Linked DNA regions of Homo sapiens: region 2 is linked to region 1. The links are chromatin loops, found by intact Hi-C in ENCODE. Cell type or tissue: endothelial cell of umbilical vein. All regions are shown on one strand. Links, peaks and the distances in the headings refer to the core of each region. The heading gives the core; the rest is flanking DNA.

Evidence for each region. Hi-C counts contacts between places; a loop is a spot of excess contacts. Peaks named below come from ENCODE experiments on the same cell type or tissue, not always from the same donor. Only the 100,000 strongest peaks of a DNase experiment are listed, where the experiment ranks them.
Region 2: it touches region 1 in a loop (18-fold over the local background); 9 of 110 quality-filtered maps call a loop at or near these places.

The regions. Positions count from the first base shown.
Region 1 is chr5:16,451,401-16,459,400 of GRCh38, forward strand. It overlaps ZNF622 (zinc finger protein 622), which reads right to left. Exons shown (of 6, transcript NM_033414.3): 4 at 7,117-7,229; 5 at 1,613-1,756; 6 at 119-384. The coding sequence ends at 257. Among named protein-coding and RNA genes, the nearest start is that of ZNF622, 10 kb to the right of the region's middle. In endothelial cell of umbilical vein, for the core only: a CTCF peak has its summit at 4,998 (motif pointing left); a DNase peak (open chromatin) is centred at 5,021; H3K27ac peaks cover 1,355 bases.
Region 2 is chr5:17,197,143-17,213,678 of GRCh38, forward strand. All of the region lies in intron 1 of BASP1-AS1 (BASP1 antisense RNA 1), which reads right to left. It also overlaps the pseudogene DCAF13P2. Among named protein-coding and RNA genes, the nearest start is that of BASP1-AS1, 12 kb to the right of the region's middle. RefSeq lists a silencer at 6,335-6,414. In endothelial cell of umbilical vein, for the core only: a CTCF peak has its summit at 6,395 (motif pointing left); a DNase peak (open chromatin) is centred at 6,379; H3K27me3 peaks cover 549 bases.

The DNA of each region.
Region 1 (8,000 bases), core at 1-8,000:
TGAGGCGATGAAGCAACTGTCAGGCAGCAGTGCAAGTCCCAGGGTCCAGTAGACACAGGACTTACCTTGTGAAAACATAACCTTTCAACACTATTCAAAAACGACATCTGAAAACTCATATGGTTCTAACTTTTATTATTAGGTCAGAACGAATGAAGTAGCAGCAAAAGGGTCTCTCCTATGATCTGTCTTTCACTGGTCCTCAGGGCAAGGAGGAAACTTGGGCAGGAGATGATTGCTCAATCCCAGCAGACTCTCAGAATCTCACTTGGACCCGAAAGTGCATCTGCTTGGTGGCATTGTTCTTCATTCCTGTCTTCAGCATCCATTTTGATTTCATCCTTTGGACATACTGCATGTCTCGCTCTCGCATAAGAGCCGCTCCTATGATTGGAAGGCAGTTAAGAAATTAGGCAAAGTTCTGTTATTTGTGATCAGAGAAAATCCAACCTTGGCAGAGAATTCAAAAGGTTAGTTTGGGGTAACTAGGTTCTTGTATTTAAAACAGAGTTGCTAACTTGGGGTCTCTAAGCCATGCGCCTCAGGGGTCTCTGTGGACTCCAGAATTGCATACCAGAACTTTTGTATATATACACTTATCTGGGATTAGTAGCTTTAGTTTTCATCATCTGGAAGAGTTTATAAGCCCAAAAGGTAAAGCCCCATTAATCAGAAAGGCAGAAGCTATATATCGAGTCAGACAATACTTCCTGATAAGAGTAAGATGAAGTCAAGTCTCTGCCAGATTCAAGTGGCCACACAGCTCACAAGCAGCCACAGTGAAGGAAACCACATATAAACACAGTGCCTTTTCAAATGGATTTTAGTTGCCTAGAGCTTCCCAGGCCATCAGAAGGCAGCCCGCCTCTTATTTTCTCCACAGTCCTCAGTTGGATAGATGCTTTCCCTGAAGATCTAAGGATATAACCAGCTTCATCCAGCAGACACATCAGAATAGATGTAAAGAGTACCATACTGATGAGGTTTCAAAACTCAACAATTGCAGTGGCATGCTTTACTCTTCTAACTTTTGCTAAATTTTCTATGGGAAAATTACAAAAAAGGGGACTGATAGCTAACCTCGACTATGGGCATGCACTATATCACACATGCATGACATTCAACCCACTCAACTCTAAGAGGTAGGTCTTATTACTATCATCTCTGTTTTATAAATGAGGAAACAGAAGCTTATATTAATTAAATTACTCATGTTCATCATATAAGAACCTCTAAGTACATCACATAAGTCACGTCTGACTCCACAGCTCAAGCTATTAACCACTAGGATACTATCTAATTCCTCTGCATAACCTCCAGGATAATTTCAACCTTTGGTGATTACTAAATAATTCTTTTTGTAACTATTATCTTCTGAAAAAGTTAATGGTATATAAAATCACTGTGCCAGGAATATGAAATTTCTAAGTCATAGCACTTTGGGCTTATTGCCTTAAACATATCAAGTGGTAATGGAAGTCCCTGGAGCCAAGACGTTACGTTTCCCCTAGAGAGAATCCACATGGACAACATAAATGGAAACAACTTTCCCCAGACCCCTTCTAGAAATACAAGTTCTCAGACTGGTCTGTAGTTGTAAAGATCAATGTACCTGTGCTGCCAGTCCATCCCAGGGCTCTGTACTGCTGAAGTACTCGGCCCACGGCCTTCCGATTTTTGGCAACTGCCACAGCTCTTGACAAGCCAAATCGCTGTTTGTAGTATCTCATCAAGGAGCGATGACCCACTCTGGCACCTGTTTTTCAAAAGAGCAATACTGAAACACTGAGTTGGATAGTTTTTTCAAGGCAGAGCTATAAAGCAAGGGCTTTCCAAATCAGATCTTTTAGTATATCTAGATGGAAAATCGATGTACCAGAAGAAACAGTTGTTCTATCTACTAAAGACAGATGAAGCAGCATGTAAAATAAAAATAAAAAGTGAAAGAAAGCAAGCATGCAACAAAAAGAAAACCAAACAATAGATTTTTTAAAAAGAAAATGACAAGTCACTGTTAAGTGAAAAACTTAGCATTGTGTACTTACTTGCATACAATATGCCTCCCCAAAAATTCACATAGAAACCCCTACTAATACAGATAATAGGGGCCTAGGAGATAAGAGATTTTTAGCGTTTTATATATATAAATAAATAAAAATTATATATATATATATATATATATATATATATATATATATATATGAAGAAGATTAAGCACAGAGAGCAGTTCTGATGTTTGGGACTACAAGCCACAGTCAGGATCTAAAATAGAAATCAATCCACCTTTCCTTTGCTTAAACTCTCTATTGCAGTGATTCTCCAATGGGGATTTTATCCAGCAAGGGACATTGGGCACTGACTGAACACATTTTTGGTTGTTACAGCTAGAGGGGTACTACTGGCACCTAGTGGGTAGAGGCCAGAGATGCTATTAAACATCTTTACATGCACAGGACAGCCCCCCATAACAAAGAATTATTCAGTCCAAAATGTCAATAGTGCCAAGGCTGAGTAACCCTGACCTATTGCTTCCTAAATGATGGAAATCACCTGGTGAATATGAATTTTAAAAGGTGATTAAGTTGAATTCTGTCTATAGCTTTTGCTTATTTAGTAGGATCTGGTAAAACTATGTGAGTCAATCATGCTTTCAGAAATGAATTTCTAAATTTAATTTTCAAAGTATGCTGATGTTATTACAACACGATTGTATATCTCATTATCTCATAGGCCCACTAACTTGTAACAGAGTGAGAAAAAAGAAAATAGACTCTGAATATTTCAAATAAAAAAACTATGGGACAGGGCCGGGTGCGGTGGCTCACGCCTGTAATCCCAGCACTTTGGGAGTCCTAGGTGGACGGATCACGAGGTCAGGAGATCGAGACCATCCTGGCTAACACGGTGAAACCCCATCTCTACTAAAAGCACAAAAAAATTAGCCGGGCGTGGTGGTGGGCACCTGTAGTCCCAGCTACTCGGGAGGCTGAGGCAGGAGAATGGTGTGAACCCGGGAGGCGGAGCTTGCGGTGAGCCAAGATCATACCACTGCACTCCAGCCTGGGCAACACAGCAAGACTCCGTCTCCAAAAAAAAAAAAAAAAAAAAAACTATGGGACAAAGGTATTGGCCACCAATTGGAAATTCTGTAGCTGGAATAATAAAAACCTGAGGTAAGTAAAGATATCTACTGGAGGAACAATTCAAGGTTCTTATTTAAGGGTGAGGCACATCTGATATATTAATCTAGGGGTGGCAAACTACAGCCAGAGAACCAAATCTGGCCAACCGCCTGTTTTGGTTTGTTTTACTGCCACACAGCCACGCTCAACTGTGTAGGTATTATCTCTCGATGCTTTGGTGCTTGCTACAACAGCAGAGGTGGGAAGCTGCTGCAGAGACAGAATTGCACACAAAGCCTAAACGATCACCTCTGGCCCTTTCTAGGGAAAATGTCCCAACCCATGTGTCATAAGTTCAAGGGAGATGACCTGAAGGGGGCTGGGTTTAGAGATGACTAATTCCAGGCTCCCTCAGAGCAGTGGCTCTCCAAAGGTGGTCATCAGCATTGCAAAGCCAGTGTCATCAGCATTACCTAAAAGCTTACTAAATACACACTATCCTTTCACAAGAATATTAATTAGGACAAAAGTAATCAAATATCTTCCCAGACAGACATAACCATGCAGATATTTAACAACAGCATATACATAAGGCACGAAAAAGCCATTTCCACTGAAAATGAATAAAGGATAGTTGGCTAGGTAGAACCCTGTGTACGGTTTCCAGGAAAGATTTATATTTACCTAGGTAAAGCCATTTCTTTCAGAATCTTTTGTGTAAAAAGACCATGAACCAGATACTATAAATATTGTGGAAGTCTGTATTTGCTTTTAGGATCCAGACTTTCAATTTGCATAAGAAAATTATTTTGGTTATTTTAAGTCCCTATACCTGCCAAAATAACTGGAAAATAATTTGCTTGATACACAGATATGGAAAAGTAGTTACTTTCAGTTGCTTGTTTTATCATCATACTCAAGAGATGACAAAAAGAAGCTTTCGATTCAAAGACATGGTCTTTGGATACTAGTGTGGATAAAAACATTTTCCCTAAACCTGACTGTTTTGACAGCATAAGAGTTAACAAAGCTCTTAGACCACAGGAAATAGGTGAGATGTAGTTGATGGATAAAACACAAGCTTAAATGGAGGGTCTACAGGAAATTCCAGCATTGTTCACTGTGATGTTCTATTTGTAACGTTAGGTCTGGACGCTCCAGGTTTGCAAGGTGATAATGTTGGTCATTAGTACATAAGAATTCAATATACTTATATTCTTAAGCAACATGTGGAAACACATCCTACAGCACGTTGGCCTTTTAAAGCGTCTTTGAAATGGCTTCATTACTCAATGCCAAGGTTTCCAACAGCTGGTAAGAAGGAACTGAAAATAGCATTCAGAGCTCCCCCTACCCTGTGCCAATGACAGTGACCACCTGATATTAGCACCACGTATGATGGGCTAAGGACAGCTACACTTGAAGGCCCTCATCAAGGAAAAGTATTTTCTAGAACACAGGGTGACTGCCCAATAAATAAGGGATTGGTTATGTCTAAGTCATGGTGAAGCATGCGACCTGTCCATCTAGCTTTTGACACAGCAGTAGCCACTTATAGACCATCCACTCCTTTTTTTCTTTTTTTGTTTTTAGGAGACAGCATATTGTTCTATCACCCAGGCTGGAGTGCAGTGGCGTGATCATGACTCACTGCAGCCTTGTGACTCTTGACTTCCTGGGCTCAAGTGATCCTCCTGCCTTAGCTGAGACTATAGGCACACACCATCACACCAGGCTAATGTCCACTCCTTCTTAACAAACGGCCTTACAATTTCTGACATCCAATTGAATGGGCCTTTCATACCAACTTACTCCAAAAGAGCTGAAGAGCAACGAAGGAAACCCAAAAAAACCTTGCCAGACCACAATCTTCAAAATAAATGCTCACAGTGCCCTCTAGTGGATACTTTTTGTCATTAGCTTTGAGATAGCCTGCTTGATTTTACTGAAGTCCAATCTGAGTAACTAGATTTAGTGTCCCAGCAGCAGGGGAGAGACTCTTGTTACCCAGTAAATGGACAGAAGATGAGTTCAGGAAGCCTTCCCAGAGGGTTGAATCTAAATAAGTTGAATCTTACAAGAAAAGTAGGAATAAAAGAGGCACCACACATGTAAACACCCAGAGGAAGAGAACTGTATGTGGGTGGGGTAGAGGAATAGCACTACACACCTGAGGGACCAGAAGCGAGAGAAACTCAAAGTTACCCTAAAGGCAATGGCTCCCAGTGGAGGAACTACAGAGGGTAAAGAAAATCTACTGGTGTTTTAGAAAGAATGTTTTGGTGGTCATGTGGAAACCAGATTAGAGATGACCAGACAGGAGGGTATAATGGTGACACAGATAAATGAATACAAAAAAAAAAATACTCAAAAATACTCAAAAGACATTTAGGAGTTACTAAGCCATCTGGATGTGGGAGAGGAAGATCTCTCTAAGATCTTTCTAAGGCTAGCCAAAGCCAAAAATGGGCTTGGCTTTGGCGGTCAAAATGGGTATCTTTTTAGATACCTTAAAAAACTCAGTCACCCAGGACAAAGCTGAGGATTCTTTATTTTTTATAAGTTTCAAAAATTTAAAGTCTAGATGAAAACTTCTCTGAAACATCCTAGATTTCTTGAATAGATATGCTCACGTTATGCTAAGGTTTGTAATATATTGTGCTAAAGTAGATGCAAAATGAAGCAAACACTATAGTGATCCTACTACACGGCAGACACTGCTGTACTAGGATTGTCTTATTCAATTTACTTAAGGTCTATGGTTATCTGATTCTACCGTTTAAGAAGCAGAAGCTAAGGAGACAACAAGTCAAACATACAGTTCTGGAAAATAAGTTATTAAACATATTTCTGATGTTCTATATGGGTACTGTCACCAGAGAAAGACTAGAAAAGGTTCTCTGGGATTTAGGTTTTACCACTGTGTATTAGATAGGCCATAATAATATATTGCATTATAACCTTCTTATCACTGTAGAAAGAACTGTCATCTTCAAAATAGGTTCTGCCTGACCTTTCCTCCTATTGCCACACTCTAAAGCTGCTCTTGGCCTTACAGGGTTATCATTCTGAGCTAAAGATAGTCATCTGTACCTAAGCAGTGACATTCTATGTGGAAAGCCATAAGACAAGGCTGCTTCATTGCGGACCTCTCCACCAGCAGGGTGTGTTGTTCCTGCCTGCACCGTTACTGCAAATCTCCCAAGGCAGTATACAGATATTGGAAAAAGGCTTTGCTGATTAGGCATGTGATCCTGGTAAGTTACTCAGCCTCTCTAAGCTTCATATGTAAAATGAAGATGCTGGAATCTAACTCACGTTGGCCTATAAAGACAAATACATCTGCCTGAATGTGCTAACTGCTCAGTAAATACCAGACATTAAGATCTTATTATCATCTCTACCTTTCCATCCCCTTTCATTTCTCAAACATGTCTTCTGTAGCTTCTCCTATTCTTATCAGTTAATCACGATTCTTTCTTCCTACACAATAAACAACCATGTATGCTTCTCACATTCATGGTTATTCTTCATCTTTTCATACCTCATGGTGGCTAAATTTCCACCATGAGTCAGATACACCCACACCAAACTACCATTTGGAAGTCTGAGCAACAAAAGGAAACAGGAATCAGTTCAAAGAATAACAGTAAGGTTACAATTAACAGGAGAAACCTAGACAGGACCAAAAAAGATAAATAAATAAAGAACAGAATAGAAAAGGTCTACATCTAAAAAAAAAAAAAAAAGAAATGCCTGATCAAACATTCTGAATCATAACCCAGAAATGAACAGAAACACTGATCAAATTTAAACAAAACAGGCAACTTAGAGCTGAGCAGCAACCTTCAGGGTTTACACCGTACATGAGAACCCAAACATATACTTTAAGCTTATGGTCTATTTCCCTCAGTATGGAAAGTAATTGATGGAGATATGCTTCTCCCTCAATCCCACTGGCATTAAGCTATTTATTTTTGACAAATGCACTTACCAGAAGGCAGAATCAATTCCATGGTTTCATCATCATATTCCAAGTTCTTTTCTGAGGGCAACTCCTCAGCCTTATTGGGGTCCTCCCCTTCCTTGTGATCTGGATAGCTACTCCTATAACAGAGAAATTGCACTAATAAATAGACTAATATCTCAAATTGAACTAAAAGACATAAACTCATTTGCAAATGTGGCAAACTTCCTAAGCTACCTAAAAGGGAGAGGGGAGGAAGCAGCTGTAGGAACTACCAGCTAAAAGGTTTTGGGAGAAAACAACTCGTTAGCATTTTGTCTGTAGTAGAAATGAGCAAATGACATATAACAGAATTCTATTTGTTTTTCCCTAGAAAGGCTGTCTAACAGAGAAGAAGGAGAATGTACAGCTGGACATGCAGCTATACTCAATTTAACCACTATAAAAACAAATTATAGAACAGTGCTGTCCAACAGAACTCTGTGATGACAGAAAACGTTCTATCAATATGTCTTTGTGTCTGATACAGTAACTGCAATCACATGAGCTTTCCAGCACAGAACTTTGAAATGCAGGTAGTCTGACTGAAGAACTGAATGTTTAAATTTTTAATTAAACTTCCAATTTATTTAAATAGCTATATGGGTATACCCAGTAATTACTATATTGGACAGTGCAGTTCCACAAGAATCTCTATATTCCTAAAAATGTTGACAAAGGCTATTCATAGATACACATGAAAAAATAATTGGAAAAGTGTACATTAAATTATTAACAGTAAACCAGACAACCTAATAAGAAAATAGACAAAATGCTTGATCAGATACCTCACAAAAAGATATCCAAATGGCCAATGAATATGCAAAAAGCCTCTTGATTGCAGTAATCATCATCAGGGAGATGCAAATTAA
Region 2 (16,536 bases), core at 3,210-11,209, 750 kb after region 1:
GTAATATGTATATGTAATTTAAAACGTTATCAGTACAAAAGAGCTTATAATGGAAAACACCATTCCCTACTCATTCCTTCCCATCTTTCTTTTTGCTTTCCTTAGGGGTATGGCCTTCCAATACTTAGTTGGTTTTCCTGGCAAGTTCCTCTATATTTTACTGCTCTTTTTCTAATTTTTGATTTGTCACATGTAGACATTGTTTACTGAATTTCTGTTATGCGATATAAGCATAGGGTGTTCTGATAGCTCTCCCTCTCATCTCCCCTTCCCTGCTTTTTCAGCCTTGCATTTTCCCAATATGTTGTAATTTGTCGTTAAATTACTAGTCAGGATTTACATTGTTATGACTATATAAATATGGTTTACCACTGAGCCAAGTAAGGTATATGAACTGATTCCTTTTTACAAACTTTTGTTTTTCCTGAAGTTGCCACCTTTTCTTATGTGTTATGTTGTCTCTGAAAGTGTAATTACTTCTTATTTCCAAGTGTCTTATCAGTATTAGTTTCCAAATTCTCAAATGCATCATAATCTTTTGGTTTAATTGATCTGACCTGGACCAGCTCTTGTCTGGATTGGCTGTGCTGTTGTTATTCTGGGACTTCCTTCTGATGCTCCCTTGTGTTGGACACCCTCCTTTTTGATTCTATGTCTCTCTTCTCCTTGGCTTTGACCCTCATTCTGACAGTCTTTAAAAGTCTGAATATGTCTATTCTATCCTTTCTTTGGATGGATAGATTGGTTGGGTATAAAATACTAGACTGGCCAGGTGCAATGGCTTATCCCTGTAATCCTAGCACTTTGGGAGACTGAAGTGTGCAGATTGTTTGAGTGTAAGAGTTTGAGACCAGCATGGGCAACATAGCAAAACCCCATCTCTACAAAAAGTACAAAATATTATTCAGGCATGGTGGTATGCTATGGTCCCAGCTACTCAGGAGGCTGAGGGGGGAGGATCATCTAAGCCTGGGAGAGTCGAGGCTGCAGTGAGCCATGATCATGCCACTGCTCTCCAGGCTGGGTGGCAGAGCAAGACCCTGTATCCAAAAAAAAAAAAAAAAAAAAAAAAATCTAGATTGAGAGCAATTTTCCTTTAGAATTTTGAAAGTCTTTATCTTTTTACATCTAGTATGGCGATTCTGATTCCTGATTCCATTTGTTTGTTTCCTCTCTGGAAGTCTTCTGTATCTTTTCTTTATCTCCAGGGTCCTGAGATTTCAAGATGGTGTGCTTTCTTATGATCTTTTTATCCATTCATTGGGCTTGGCACAGAGTGTGCCTTTTTAATTCAGAGACTTGTGATCCTCAGTTCTGGGAAAAGTTTGCCACAATCTCTTTGATAATTTCTTCTCTTCTGTTCTTTTTCTGGAATTTCAGAAATGTTGGTCCTCTTGTTTTGAATCTCTGCCTCTTCTTTTCACTCCTGTTTTCTATTTCTTGATATTTCCATTTTCCTTTCTAGCATTTCTTCCATATTGTATTCTAATCCTCTACTGAAATTTATATCTTGGTTATCACATTGTTAATTTACAAGGAATTTCTCTTGCTTTCTGAACTTGTTTCATGTTTTCTTGTCCTTATTTTATGAGGATACTTTCTTCTTTAATAGCTCTGAGGGTATTGATATTATGTATATATATCTCCAGTTCCTGTATCATTTATTTCCTTTGGAGTCCTTCCCGCCAGACTTCTTTAGCTCAGGTTGCAAGTTTTCCTTTCTTTTTTTTTTTTTTTTTGAGATGGAGTTTCACTCTTGTTGCCCAGGCTGGAGTGCAATGGTGCAATCTTGGCTCACTGCAACCTCCACCTCTTGGGTTCAAGCCATTTTCCTGCCTCAGCCTTATAGGCGCCTGCCACCATGCCCCGCTAATTTTGTGTGTGTGTGTGTGTGTGTGTGTGTGTTTAGTAGAGACGGGGTTTTGCCATATTGGTCAGGTTGGTTTCGAACTCCTGACCTCAAGTGGTCCACCTGCCTTGGCCTCCCAAAGTACTAGGATTACAGGCGTGAGTCCCCGCACCCAACTGCAAGTTTTCTTAAATACCTGGCAATCCTTGGCTGTCCTTTTATAATTAAGACTAAAATACATAAAAGCAATTTGCAAGTTTAGGCAGAGCTTGTGAAAAAGTGGGTTTCCCAGTAGGTGCAAAACTCATTTTGGCTAGAGAGCCAGCTGGCCTCTTCATTAGGGAACCTGGTCTCCAGAGAAGCCTCCAGTATCCTATTGGTGGGTATTTTCCTGGTTACAGACTTCTGGGATCAGATTGTGGAAAATGGAATAGGCACGCTCACATCAGTTGGCTGACTAAGGTTAATTTCCCCATTTTCAGGTCTGCGCCTCAATCTCCCTCCTCTGTGCTTATCAGTAACAAACAAATGGACTGGCGCCACTTGGAGTCAGTTTCTCCAGACGTGTTTCCAGACAAGGGTGGGAATCAGGGAGCTTGGAGGTGCTTGCCTCTTGAATGATTTGGAGGGAACCCCTGCCTCTAAGTCCTGGGCCTTGGAGGATTTCTGTAGGTGACAGGCTTTCAGACCCTCCAGTGAAAGAATTACAGTGTAAACTGCTTTCTTCTTCACTCAAGGGCCCAAATGAAGGAATATTGCTGTGAATTATCTGAATGGGTGGAGTCTGTGGTGCTTGATCTGGGTGGAAAGAATCGGTGGGAACTGCAGTTCAGAATCGACATCACTCAGGACGTTTTTGTTAACATGCAAATATTCAAAACTGTATGAAAAGCACTAAGTTGACATCAATTTGAAAGTACATTTGCATTCTTTGGGACCTTAGAATGCATCTGCATTTTTGACATTCAGCTACGTCAAGGAGATATCAAAATAATTCTAATTTGGCACCAAATAGGCCTGGCTCTTTTACCCTTCCCTAGCACAGATAGGGGTGTGTGCATTTGCCTTTCCTAGGTGCCAAGAACTCACTATCATAAGTGGAAGAAGATAATCATTCAATATAATTGAATCAAAATTTAAGAGTATCTTAGGTTGAGTGATTTCTTCTTACTGGTTGTTTTGAGCAGTCAAAGAAATGTGTACCTTCTGAACTATAAAAGGCCACGAAGGCAGAGTTGCAGTGCCAGGGAAATTACTGCTAGTGGCCCGAGACATATTCTGGAGCACATGCGTCCCATGAATTGGCACTTTGTCCTCTGCACTTCTCACTGCTTTCCATGGAGAGGATATCGTAACCTCTTTATTGGACTCTAAATCTCATTTTAAACCTCTGAATTATGCCAACACTTTGTAAGGGAAATTAGATAGTTTTACATGGGCTTTTATCCTCAATATGGCAGATAAATTGAATGAATGAATAGTGATCAAGGATATTAATAATATGTATTCGTTGCTTAAGATATACCACACATGGGGCTAAGGATTTTACAGATATGAGCTCACTTATTCTCACAGTCACCATATATTGTATCAGTTAACTTGGACTAAGTAATGCCTCAGTTAAAAAATAGTCCCCAGATCTCAGAGGCTCATAGCCATTCATGTTTACTTCTTGCCCACATGCTGTGTCCGTCATGGGGCTGTGTCATGGAAGCAAGTGCAGTACGTGGGTGGAGATTGGCAAAAGGAAAGGAGTGATGGCAAGCCAGGAGCTAGTTCTTGAACTTCTGTTCAGACGTGAAACACATCACATCTCCCCGCAATTCAATGGCCAAAGCAAGTCACAGGGTCCCTCCTGACCTCAATGGGCCAGGGAGGTTTTATCCTACTACTTGGAAGGGCATCTCAAATCCCATGGCCACGTGCGACATCAGTGGATGGGGAAAGCACAGTCCTCCACCAGGGAGGGGCAACAAATGTTTTGGGTAATACAACCCCCCACAGATAGATACTGCTATTCTCCCACTCTACTGGTGAGGAAAATGAAGCAGGGTAAGGATGGCGTCCAATTCTCAAACTCTATAAAGGAAGCAATTGATTTGAACACCTAAAAGACTATATAGATTTTATCTAATTCAAATGCAAGCAAAGCAAAACAGAACAAAAATACAGTGTCAGGGACATAATCACACAGAAGCATCAGAATCAAACCCTATATATCACTTTTTTTTTTGAGTCAGAGTCTAGCTCTGTCATCCAGGCTGCAGTGCAGTGGTGCAGTCTCAGCTCACTGCAACCTCCGCCTCCTGGGTTCAAGCGATTCTCATGCCTCAGCCCCCCGAGTAGCTAGGATTATAGGCGCCCACCACCACACCCAGCTGATTTTTGTATTTTTAGTAGAGATGGGGTTTCACCATATTGGCCAGTCTGGTCTTGAACTCCTGACCTCAGGTGATCCATCCGCCTCAGCCTTCAAAAGTGCTGAGCCACTTTGGGAGCCCGGCATATAGGCGTGAGCCACCACCCCCCGGCCTATATGCCAATTTTAAAAAAAGAACAAAAATTAATTTTCACCTGAATTTTCAATATCCCAGGGTGTAGTTAGGGGAAAAAAATATTAAGAAATTCTCTATAAGGAAAAACACCAAGAGATTTCTTTTCAAAAGAGCCAATCTAAGGCTGGGTGCGGTGGCTCACGCCTGTAATCCCAGCACTTTGGGAGGCTGAGGCTGGCGGATTGGTTGAGGTCAGGAGACCTGCCTGGACAACATGGTGAAACTCTGTCTCTACCAAAAATTACAAAAGTTAGCCAGGCGTGGTGGCGCATGCCTGTAGTCTCAGCTACTCAGGAGGCTGAGGCAGGAGAGTCACTTGAACCCCGGGAGGCGGAGGTTGCAGTGAGCCGAGATCGCACCACTGCACTCCAGCCTGGCAACAGAGTGAGACCGTGTCTAAAAAAACAAAAACAAAACAAAACAAAACAAAAAACAAAAAAAGAGCAAAACAAAAACAGCCGATGGAATCTTATCTGACTTATACAAATGAAATTCAGATTCTAAAATCAAGAGTCCAGACACCTTAGGTGATCTCAGAGAAGATCCTGTTTCATATGGGGGATTCTCTAGTGTTTTACATTTCTCATGTGACTTTGAAATTTGCCAAATGTAAGAAATAGCTGAGAGGCAGTAAGTATTGTTATTTTCAGGGGAAATCATTTCTACGAGAAAATAGGAACCCGGAATGAAAAGCTCGTGGAGTTTGGCGGGAAGAACAACCAAGAGGAAGGTGAAGATGCTGAGCTGGAACCCGGATAACTATGTCTGTGAAAGCAAGTTGGATTTACAGACTTCCCAGAAACTATGATCCTACCCTACATCCTTCTGCGGTCCCACGAGAATACTTAAGAGCTTTAAATGCTGTCAAACTGGAAAGAGTATTTGCAAAACCATTCCTTTTTCCCTGAATGGTCACTGAGACGGAGTCAATTGCTTGGCAAAGCATCCAAGGAGCCTGGCTCCTGTCCTTTCTGGGCCATGTGATGGAGAGGTTAGAATCTGGAACCTGACTCAACGGAAATGTGTCCGTACAATACAAGCACATGAAGGCTTTGTACGAGGAATATGTCCTCACTTTTGTGGGACTTTTCTTATTTTTTAATTTTTTTTTTGAGACGGAGTCTCGCTCTGTCGCCCAGGCTGGAGGGCAGTGGCGCGATCTCGGCTCACTGCAAGCTCTGCCTCCCGGGTTCATGCCATTCTCCTGCCTCACCATCCCGAGTAGCTGGGACTACAGGCGCCCGCCACCACGCCCGGCTAATTTTTTGTATTTTTAGCACAGATGGGGTTTAACCGTGTTAGCCAGGAGGGTCTCGATCTTCTGAGCTCGTGATCTGCCTGCCTTCGCCTCCCAAAGTGCTGGGATTACAGGCGTGAGCCACCGCGCCCGGCTGGGAGTTCTTTTTTTTTTACTGTTGGTGATGACAGGACTGTGAAGCAGTGGGAATTGGAGGGCTCAGGCTATGGAGAAGGGGAAGTCCTTTTGCATATGGTATTAAGAAGGCGGCGGACACTGGGACTGATCATCACTGGAAAGAAGCTGTTTTTGCCACATGTGGACAGCAAGTAAACATTTGGGATGAACAAAGAACTAATCCTGGCCGGGCGCGGTGGCTCACACCTGTAATCCCAGGACTTTAGGAGGCCAAGGCGGGTGGATCACAAGGTCAAGAGATCAAGACCATCCTGGCCAACTTGGTGAAACCCCGTCTCTACTGAAAATACAAAAATTAGCTGGGCGTGGTGGCACGTGCCTGTAGTCCCAGATACTCGGGAGGCTGAGGCAGGAGAATCGCTTGAACCCAGGAGGCAGAGGTTTCAGTGAGCCGAGATTGCGCCACTTCAGTCCAGCCTGGCGGCAGAGCGAGATTCCATCTAGAAAAAAAAAAATTCACTTAAAAGTCATACTGGGCTTATTACTTATTACACAGTAGAAATTAGCCAAGTAAGCGATACTGTTTTTTTTTGAACAAGCCTGCCACCTTGTGGTTATTTGGAAAACCAGACTGGCAAAACCAGGGCTCTGCAGTGCCTTTGCTTCCACACATACTTATTGAGTGTCTAATGTCACAGTCACCACGCTCTGTTCTAGGCTCTGAGCTTACAGCAGTGAATGAAATGGACTAGGAGCCACACTATTCTGGAGTTTATGTCTCATAGCATAAGAACATGTGTATCTAAGTTAGTATTTGGAAACGTATCCCACCTTCATCAGCCTCTTAACCTAATAGCCTACCTACATGGGAGCCCCTCTTCCCTATCATTCTTCATTCTGTAGGTAGGCAAAATACCCCTGTTCCTATAAAGCCCATCCCTTTCCTGTTTCTATTCCCTGCACCCAAACACACCTTGCCTTTTCAAGGACTCAAGGACTCAAGGACTTTGCATCTGTATCTGGCTCCTCTTCCTCCAACATTCAGCTCCCTGGCCCTTGTATACCTATCAGCATATACACACGCTCTCAAAAGCCTTCATTACAAAACCTTTTCCTTAATCCAAAATTCTCTCTAGCTAATGCTGCATTTCTCTGCTTCCTGTCACAATCAATAAAACTTCTGGAAAGTTTCGTCTGTGTTCACTGTCTCCATTCCCCTCCACTCACCTTAGCCCAGGGCATCTGTTACCACCACTCCCCTGGAACCTGTCCAGCCAGCGCCACACACCACTCCCATCCCCAAAGCGCCCCTGGGTCCTCACCCCACTCTATCTCTCAGCACTGAACACAGCAGACTGCTGCCCTTGCCTCCTTCCAGCAAGCCTTTGTGGCTCTCAACTAGCGGCACCCTGTACCCACTACCATCCTCTCCTCATGATCGCAGGGCTGGCTCTCATGGCTCAGCTCTCCTCCTCCTACACACCTTCCACAAGCGTTCATTAGAAAGCGGCCCCTCCTGAGAGGAAGCACTATCTGGAGTGACCTTATTCTTTTTACCTCTTATGCCTGCAAGCCTTGCGTCTGCCCTGTTTGTTGCTGAATTCCCAGCACTCAGGAATCGTTTCCAGTGTTTAGTAGGTGACTCAAATTATGTTTAGTTTGCATATGTTTAAAATTCATGTTGCCATAGTGGCCACCCCATCCCCTCCTGGTGTAGGGGCAATCTGGTATTGCAAAAACAGAAGCAGAAAGGCGTTGAACTGACTGGAGCAGCATCTTTGGCACTGAGAAGATCCTTTAACCTCAATATGTCTTAGATTTTCAATTTATAACATGAAGAAATTGGACTACAGTGCAGATGACAATGACATATCAGCTTTGGGGTGAGATCAGATTAACTGGCAGTAGAATCTGGGGCATAGTATTACGAAATACTTTTTAGCCACAGAAAGAATGCTTTGATTGATTGATATTGATTGGTTATCAATACCTACCCCGAATGTGGGAGGGGACTTGGCTGTGTATTTTTGGACATGGTTTCTTTCAGTTCTAAATTTTAAAGAGTGTTTTAAAAAGCTTTTCAAAACATTGTTGTTTCAACTGAATTTAATTTAATTTAATTTTTTTTGAGATGGAATCTCGCTCTGTCACCCAGGCTTCAGTGCAGTGGTGCGATCTCTGCTCACTGCAACTTCTGCCCCTGGATTCCAGTGATTCTCCTGCCTCAGCCTCTCAAGTAGCTGGGACTACAGGTATGCACTACCACGCCTGGCTAATTTTTGTATTTTTAGTACAGACAGGGTATCACCATGTTGATCAGGCTGGTCTCGATCTCCTGACCTCAGGTGATCTGCCCGCCTCGGTCTCCCAAAGTGCTGAGATTACAGGCATGAGCCACTGTGCCCAGCCTCAGTTGAATTTTAGAATTGAACTAGACAAACTTTTGAAGGGTTCTCAACATGTAGTGATATAATAAAAATGAAATTCAGACTCAGAATTATTAAACTGCAGTCTTCAGGAATTAATCTAAGATAACTGAAAATACATCTGCATCTATTCATTTAGCCAGGATTCATCTGCTATCCTATATCATGAGGTAAAAGTATTATATTGTAGAATGTTAAAAAATGTCCCATTCAGAAAAATGTCGTGCACTAAACCTGGCATTTATTCTGCTTCCTATTTCATTTCCTTTTATCTCTATGCCTTTTAGTTGACTGACATTACTTGCTTTCTTCCCCCCATTTTGCTTCTCTACAAGGAGATAATTCCAGATTACATTGGCAGATATTTCAAGCTATATTTCAATTACTAGGATATTGTGAAATTCATGAGATTAAAATAAAATAAACCTCAGAAGGGAGTATAAGCCTCTCCTAATGGAAATTGGGATTAAATTCAAATGTCATCACCTTATGTCATAAATGTTTTGAGTGGATGAAAAAAACAATGAAATGTATTTAAATACATGAAAGAATGTACAGAGTTAACCTTAGTGAAAAGAAAAAATAATGATTTGAGAATGTGGAAATATTCACATGAAATTCTGTATATGACATGTTAAAAAATTAGAGAACTCTTTTTTCTCCATTTATTTGTTGCTCCCAGATAATTTCCTAAGGTAGATAAGATAATACATATTAAAGCAATTTGAGTTATTTGAAAGGAACCTTCAAACTCACATTATTATAGTTTAGGAGTGATTTTAGCAGAAGCAAATTATTAATGATACAGATCAGGAATGGGCAAACTGCTTCCCTTGTGTCAAGAGTGACCTGCTAGGTGTTATGTAAATAAAGTTTTATTGGAACATAGCCATGTCCATTTGTTGACACATTGTCTGTGGCTGCATCCTGATACAGTGGCAGTGGTGGGTAGTGTCAACAGAAATCTCATGGCTTTCAAAGCAAAATATATTCACTATTTGACCCTTTATGAAAAATTTTGCTGACTTCTGCTCTAGATTATCAGCATCTCTATCAGACTCTGTATTTCTGAAGGCATGGACTCTGTGCTTAAACTTAGTTTTCAACTGTTCTTAAAAAAATATGTTGGCCAGGTGCCGTGGCTCATGCCTGTAATCCCAGCACTTTGGGAGCCCAAGGCAGGAGGATCACCTGAGGAGTTTGAGACCAGCCTGGGCAACACAGTGAAACCCCGTCTCTACTAAAATACAAAAAATTAGCTGGGCGTGGTGGCAGACGCCTGTAATCCCAGCTACTCGGGAGGCTGAGGCAGGAGAATTGCTAGAACCCGGGAGGCAGAAGTTGCAGTGAGCCGAGATCCATCACTGCACTCCAGCCTGGGCGACAGAGCAAGACTCCGTCTGAAAAAAAAAAAAAAAAAAGTTAGGGTCGGGCGTGGTGGCAGCTCACACCTGTAATCCCAGCACTTTGGGAGGCCAAGGCGGGTGGATCACCTGAGGTCAGGAGTTTGAGACCAGCCTGGCCAACATGGTGAAACCGTGTCTCTACTAAAAATGATTCCAGTTACTTGGGAGACTGAGGCATGAGACTCGATTGAACCTAGGAGGTGGAGGTTGCAGTGAGACAAGATCGAGCAACTGCACTCCAACCTGGGCAACAGAGAGAGAGACTGCCCAAAAAAAAAAAGTCAGTACTTTTGAGATTATCAGTTAATGACAACATTAAGAAATATAATGACATGGCTGGGCCTGGTGGCTCACACCTGTAATCCCAGCACTTTGGGAAGCTGAGGTGAGTGGATCACCGGAGGTCAAGAGTTTGAGACCAGCCTGGCCAACACAGCGAAACCCCGTCTCTACTAACAATACAAAAAAATCAGCCGGGCGTGGTGGTGGGCGCCTGTAATCCCAGCTGCTCCAGAGGCTGAGGCAGGAGGGTCGCTGAAACCCAGGAGGCGGAGACTGCAGTGAGCCAAGATTGCACCACTGCACTCCAGCCTGGGCAACAGAGTGAGGCTCTGTCCCCCGCCAACCCACCAAAAGAAAAAAAAATATAGTGACAAACACAAGTTTATGCAGTGGGTGGCATTTTTTATACCAGTAGTTACATATGTCCTTTAGGCTAATTCCACTTCCCCACCCTCAGGTGGGGTCTTCAGCATCCCCATCCAAGAAGGAGCTCTGGAGGCTGAGGCAAGAGAATTGCTACAACCTGGGAGGTGGAGGTTGCAGTGAGCTGAGATCACGCCACTGCACTCCAGCCTGGGCTACAGAGCGAGACTCTGTCTCAAAAAAAAAAAAAAAAAAAAAAAAAAAAGTCAGGGTCCGGCGTGGTGGCTCATACCTGTAATCCCAGCACTTTGGGAGGCCAAGGTGGGTGGATCACCTGAGGTCAGGTGCAGGTGTCAGGTCCCTGGTCTTCCGGTTCGGATCTCCTCCCGGTGTTCCCCAGGAGCCACTTAGGGTGCCTCTGTGTGGATCCAGGGGGTTGCTGGGGAACAACTGCCCTCCTCCTGGCCCAGGTTGCCTCTTCCTTTCTCTGTGCTTCCTGCCTCTTGCGCTTCCCCCCAGCAATTTGCAGGCCCTTGAACAGGTTTTTTTAATAGGATTTTTAATTTTATTATTAATGAATTTTTAAAATTGAAAAGTAAAATTATATATATTTATGATGTATACGACATGATGTTTTGATAGATGTATACAGAAAATGTGAAATGACTACATGAAACTATTTAACATAGACATGGCCTCATATAGTGACTACAACTAGTAACAATATATTGCATACTTGAAAATTGCTAAGAGAATAGATTTTAAGTCTTCTCATCCTTCAGAAGATTTGAAATAGCTACTAACAAGACGTGGGGTGTCCATTGTTAGAGTCCCACCGTGCCCTTCCAGGCAGAAATGGTGGCCATAATGCTGTGGTTCATGCCTGTAATTCCAGCACTTTAGGAGGCTGATGGGGGTGGATCACCTGAGGTCAGGGGTTTGTGACCAGTCTGGCCAACATGGCGAAACCCTGTCTCTACTGAAAATACAAAAATTAGCCAGGCATAGTGATGCCTGTAGTCCCAGCTACTTGGGAGGCTGAGGCAGAAGAATTGCTTGAACGCAGGAGGTGGAGGTTGCAGTGAGCCAAGATCGCACCACTGCACTCCAGCCTGGGTGACAGAGAGAGAGAGAGAGAGACTCTGTCTCAAAAAAAAAAAAAAAAAAAAAAAAAAGAAAGAAAGAAAGAAAGAAAGAAAAATGGTGGCCAAATATAAACCAAGGTCTTAAACTCAGAAGCTGGAGGAGGAAGAGGAGGAGGCCCTTAAAATACAAATATTTCTTATTGTTTTTCTGCCAACACAATACTTGAAAAATCAATTTTTGTTCTTCAGTATTTGTTTAAAGTTCAACCCAAAATGTCTGGCATTTAGTGAAAGAAATCTGGGTGGAGGGGGGCAAGAACTCCCTAATATCTGTCCAAAATCCCCCAGGAGACTGGGGTCCCCAGGTTGAAAAGCTCTGCTTGAGACGCAAGAAGGGAGGCAGAATCAGAAACTGAGATGTGTATGTTTTGAAGAGACCTTCCTTCCCCAGTGGAAATCCTGACACGGACCAAGGACAAGCTTCCAGCTCCTTCCCTCCACCCTCCAGCCCATGGAGGGAGAATCTCACTGTCAACTCCAGCACAAAGTTGCCTGTCTGGACAACATTATTTTTACCTTCTTAGAAAAACACTTTGGAAGAATTATATGATGGTCTCTGCCCTTTGGAGGTTGATATATTTATTAGTTCATTTTCACACTGCTATAAAGAACTTCCCTGAGACTGGGTAATTTATAAAAAGAGGTTTAATTGACTCACAGTACTGCATGGCTGGGGAGGCCTCAGGAAACGTATTATCATGATGGAAGGGGAAGCAGGCACGTCTTCCATGGCAGCAGTGGAGAGAGAGAGAGCAAGAGAGGAACTACCAAACACTTATAAAACCATCAGATCGCATGAGAACTCACTCACTAACACAAGAACAGCATGGGGGAAACCGCCCCATGATTCAGTCACCTCCCACCATGTCCCTCCCTCAACACCTGGGGATTACAATTCAAGATGACATTTCGATGGGGACACAAAGCCAAACCGCATCAATATAATATGTGGCCTGACGAGAAAATTTATTTATCTCTAGTAAAAATATACATGAAAAAATTGACTTTAAGAAATTTAGGCTGGGCATGGTGGCTCACGCCTGTAATTCCAGCACTTTGGGAGGCGGAGGCAGGTGGATCACCTGAGGTCAGGAGTTCGAGACCAGCCTGACCAACATGGTGAAACCCCATCTCTACTAAAAATAAAAAAATTAGCCAGGTGTGGTGGTAGATGCCTATAATCCCAGCTACTTGGGAGGCTGAGGCAGGAGAATGGCGTGAACCCAGGAGATGGAGGTTGCAGTGAGCCGAGATCGCGCCACTGCACTCCAGCCTGGCGACAGAGAGAGAGACTTTGTCTCAAAAAAATAAAAAAAAGTTGTAATGGTCAGGCATGGTGGCTCAAGCCTGCAATCTCAGCACCTTGGGAGGCTGAGGCGGGGGGGTTGCTTGAAGCCAGGAGTTTGAGACCATCCTGTGCAATAAAGTGAGACCCCATTTCTACCAAAAAAAAAAAAAAAGTTTTAGGATGCCTTGGTGTTGAGGCTCTTGGTTGCACTGAATTTGTTTAATTTTATTGAAGAGCAAAAGTCATAAAAATCAGCATAGCCCTGATTCAGCAGCAATGCTGTGTCATAGAAGATCATTCAGAGATACTGAGAAGAACACAAAAAACAATGTCATATGAAAAACAGAACTTTGTATTAGTGTTATGGGCTCATCAATACAAAAAGGTTAATATATGAATGGAGAAGGTAGGGGCTAACTGTAGGCTAAAACGTTCTTTTCCTGTAAGCGCTAGTCATTTGATCAATGACCTCAACATGAATAAAGCTAGAGAGGAGTTTCCTTTGCACTAGAAGTGAACTGGAGACCTGCACCAGGGGTGGAATATCTTTCTATTTGCTCTGAGGTCAGAATGAGTGGAAATAATGCAACGAAGTCAAAGGAGAAGTGCTAGGGTTTTGGCCCCATTCTTGACTCACATGGCGTCACTCATTGTAAGATGAAGAAGCAGAAAGACGCAGAAAGCAGATGTATGGTGTTAAAAAGAGTCCAGGGGGGCCGGGCTTGGTGGCTCACGCCCGTAATCCTAGCAGTTTGAGAGGCCGAGGCAGGCGGATCACCTGAGGTCAGGAGTTTGAGACCAGCCTGGCCAATATAACGAAACCCAGTCTCTACTAAAAACACAAATATTAGCCGGGTGTGGTGGTGAGTGCCTGTAATCCCAGCTACTCAGGAGGCTGAGGCAGGAGAATTGTTTAACCAGGGAGGCGGAGGTTGCGGTGAGCCAAGATAGTGCCATTGCACTCCAGCCTGAGTTAGAGTGAGACTCCATCTCAAAACAAAACAAGACAAAACAAACAAACAAACACAAAGCCCAAAAAACAGCCCAGGGAAAGTTGATAAGAAGGCAGGGATTTCTTAGCCCTGAACAGGAATCCTGAGCAACTCCTAAAATTGTATATTCTGATTACCAAAGTAACAAATGGTCATTGCAAAAACATTTGTTCAACATAAAATGTTATAACATGGAATGAAAGCTAAGCTGTCCTCTATCCCACCTCTGAAATGACACCAGTGCCCGGCGAGATCCACTCTTAGCAGTCTGGGGTATTTTCCCATGTTTTTGTTTATAACATCAATGGGACAGTCTCTACATACTGTTCAGGAACTTGCTAGAGGCATCTAAGAAGTTGTTTTTGACAACTTCCCTTGTGTTTGATTTTGATAAAACTAATACCTTAATTACCATGAAATTGCTTTTCTTTTTCTGTCCAAGTTTTTCCAGGAACACTGAGGCTTCAAGACGGTGACCATGATTTCCTTGTCGCGTCAAGTACCTTGCTACATCATGTGTTCATCTACCACATTTTCATACATGCCCTTCCGTTTCCCTTAAAACTACTGACACAGTAGTTGGGTCTTGCTTGTTTGTTCAAACCCGGCTCTCTTATTTCTTATCACTTACTTTCTTCCTGTGGAAAGAAATCATTCTGACACTGAGTTGAACTTATCTGAGTAGGAGATTCCTAGGCTTGAAATGCAAGAGGGTTATGGTATCTGTTTGGGAGTCTTAGGGAGTTTATCAAAAAGCAGAGTTAGGTAGACACTGGAATTTGGTCCGTATTTGCACTTTAGAGAAGTAGGCAAAGCAGCATCCCTTAATGTATTTACTTATAGTAAAAATGTGCATCCTTTGCATTCTGGTTAGCAATTTGCTTTTGCACTTACCAATTTATTTCGGGCACCATTCCTTGCACTGAAGTTAAAGTAGAAATATTCTAATTATGGTAAGGGCTGATCTGAGAGTAGAAGCAGGTGGTGCTGAGGAGTGGACGCAGCACACACTATTTAACACTAGGACCTCTACAGTCTCCATTATTCAAAGGTGGAGCCATGTGATTAATTGTTCTACAACATTCTTTGTGCCATTTTAAGGTAACTTGTTCTCTGACTGGTTTAACGGGTGACAATGGGGGAAGGGTAGCCAAGGAATCGAGGACTGTTTTCCCAAGACTGAGCTTGCTATGCCATAATCCCCTCCCTGGTGTCTGTAGGAACAGGTAGGCACTGCATGGAAAAAGCCCTCGCTGCTTAGGAGGCTATCACCTTTTTACCATTGGTTTGTTACAGGAAAGGGTCCCAATCCAGACCCCAAGGGAGGATTCTTGGATCTCATGCAAGAAAGAATTCAGGGTGAGTCCATATAGTACATTGAAAGCAAGTTTATTAAGAAAGTAAAGAAATAAAGATGAGTACTCCGTAGGCAGAGCAGCGGCATGGGCTACTTGGCTGAGGATACTTATAGTTATTTTTTGATCATATTTTTAAAACAAGAGGTGGATTATTCATGACTTTTCTGGGAAAAATGTGGGCAAGTCCCAGAACTGAGGGTTTTTCCCCTTTTTTGACCATATAGGGTAACTTCCTGATGTTGCCATGGCATTTGTAAACGGTCATGGCACTGGTGGGAGCAATGAGGACAATCAGAGGTCACTTTCGTTGTCATCTTGGTTTTGGTGGGCTTTGGCCAGCTTCTATACCACAACCTGTTTTATCAGCAAGGTCTCCAAGACCTTGCTGTATCTTATCCTGTGACTTGGAATGCTTAATCTCCTGGGAACGCAGCCCAGTAGGTCTCAGCCTTACTTTGCCCAGCCCCTATTCAAGATGGAGTTGCAAGGGTTTAAATGCCTCTGACAATTTTATGTATTTTCTTAATAGAAAATGCTGGGCCGGGCGCGGTGGCTCACGCCTGTAATCCCAGCACTTTGGGAGGCCGAGGCGGGCGGATCACGAGGTCAGGAGGTCGAGACCATCCTGGCTAACACGGTGAAACCCCATCTCTACTTAAAAAAAAAAAAAATTAGCTGGGTATGGTAGCATGCGCCTGTAGTCCCAGCTACTTGGGAGGCTGAGGCATGAGAATCTCTTGAACCTGGGAGGTTGCAGTGAGCCAAGATCGCACCACTGCACTCCAGCCTCGGCAACAGAGTGAGACTCTGTGTCCAAAAAAAAAAAAAAAAAAAAAAAAAGAAAATGCTGGTGACTAGAAATGTACTTTGGGACTGAAAGGATAGGTGGCAGAATTACAGTCTATGAAAGGGAGAACGGGGTTGGGAATGAGAGCTATTCAGGTAGACAGGCTTGTTTTTATCTGCCTCTCATCTTGGGCAAATGTTCCTAATGTAGCACCAAGGCCAGGCTGTCCCCTCCATTTCAACTCCGATGCTTCGTAGTAAACAAATGTTTGCTCAGGTTTCCCAGCTCTCCTTTTACAGTACATGAAGAGGAAATTAAATAGGGAAGCAAGGTTAAGTCATTTTCTTCCAGTTACTTGGTGTGCAGTAACAGGGAATGCAATTCAAAATCATTGCTTTTAATCTTTGACATACCTCTTGAAACTATTGCCTCAATTTGTGTTATAGTGGAGAATGGTGGTTAATGAAGGGCTTAGCGCACATTGTGCATTGCAGGCCCTTGTTAAAATTTCTCCATTAAATTTTGTGCCTCCAAGCCTTTTGCCCTGCTGAAGATACCTTAAGCCACAGGAAGAGGCAGCTTCCCTCTGCAGCATGCGCTCTTAGAAAAAAAAAAAAAAAAAAGATCAGGTATTTTCCAACTGGGCAGCAACTTGATGCTCATTTAAACCTGGGTTTCTCAACCTTGCCATTATTGACATTTTGGCCCAG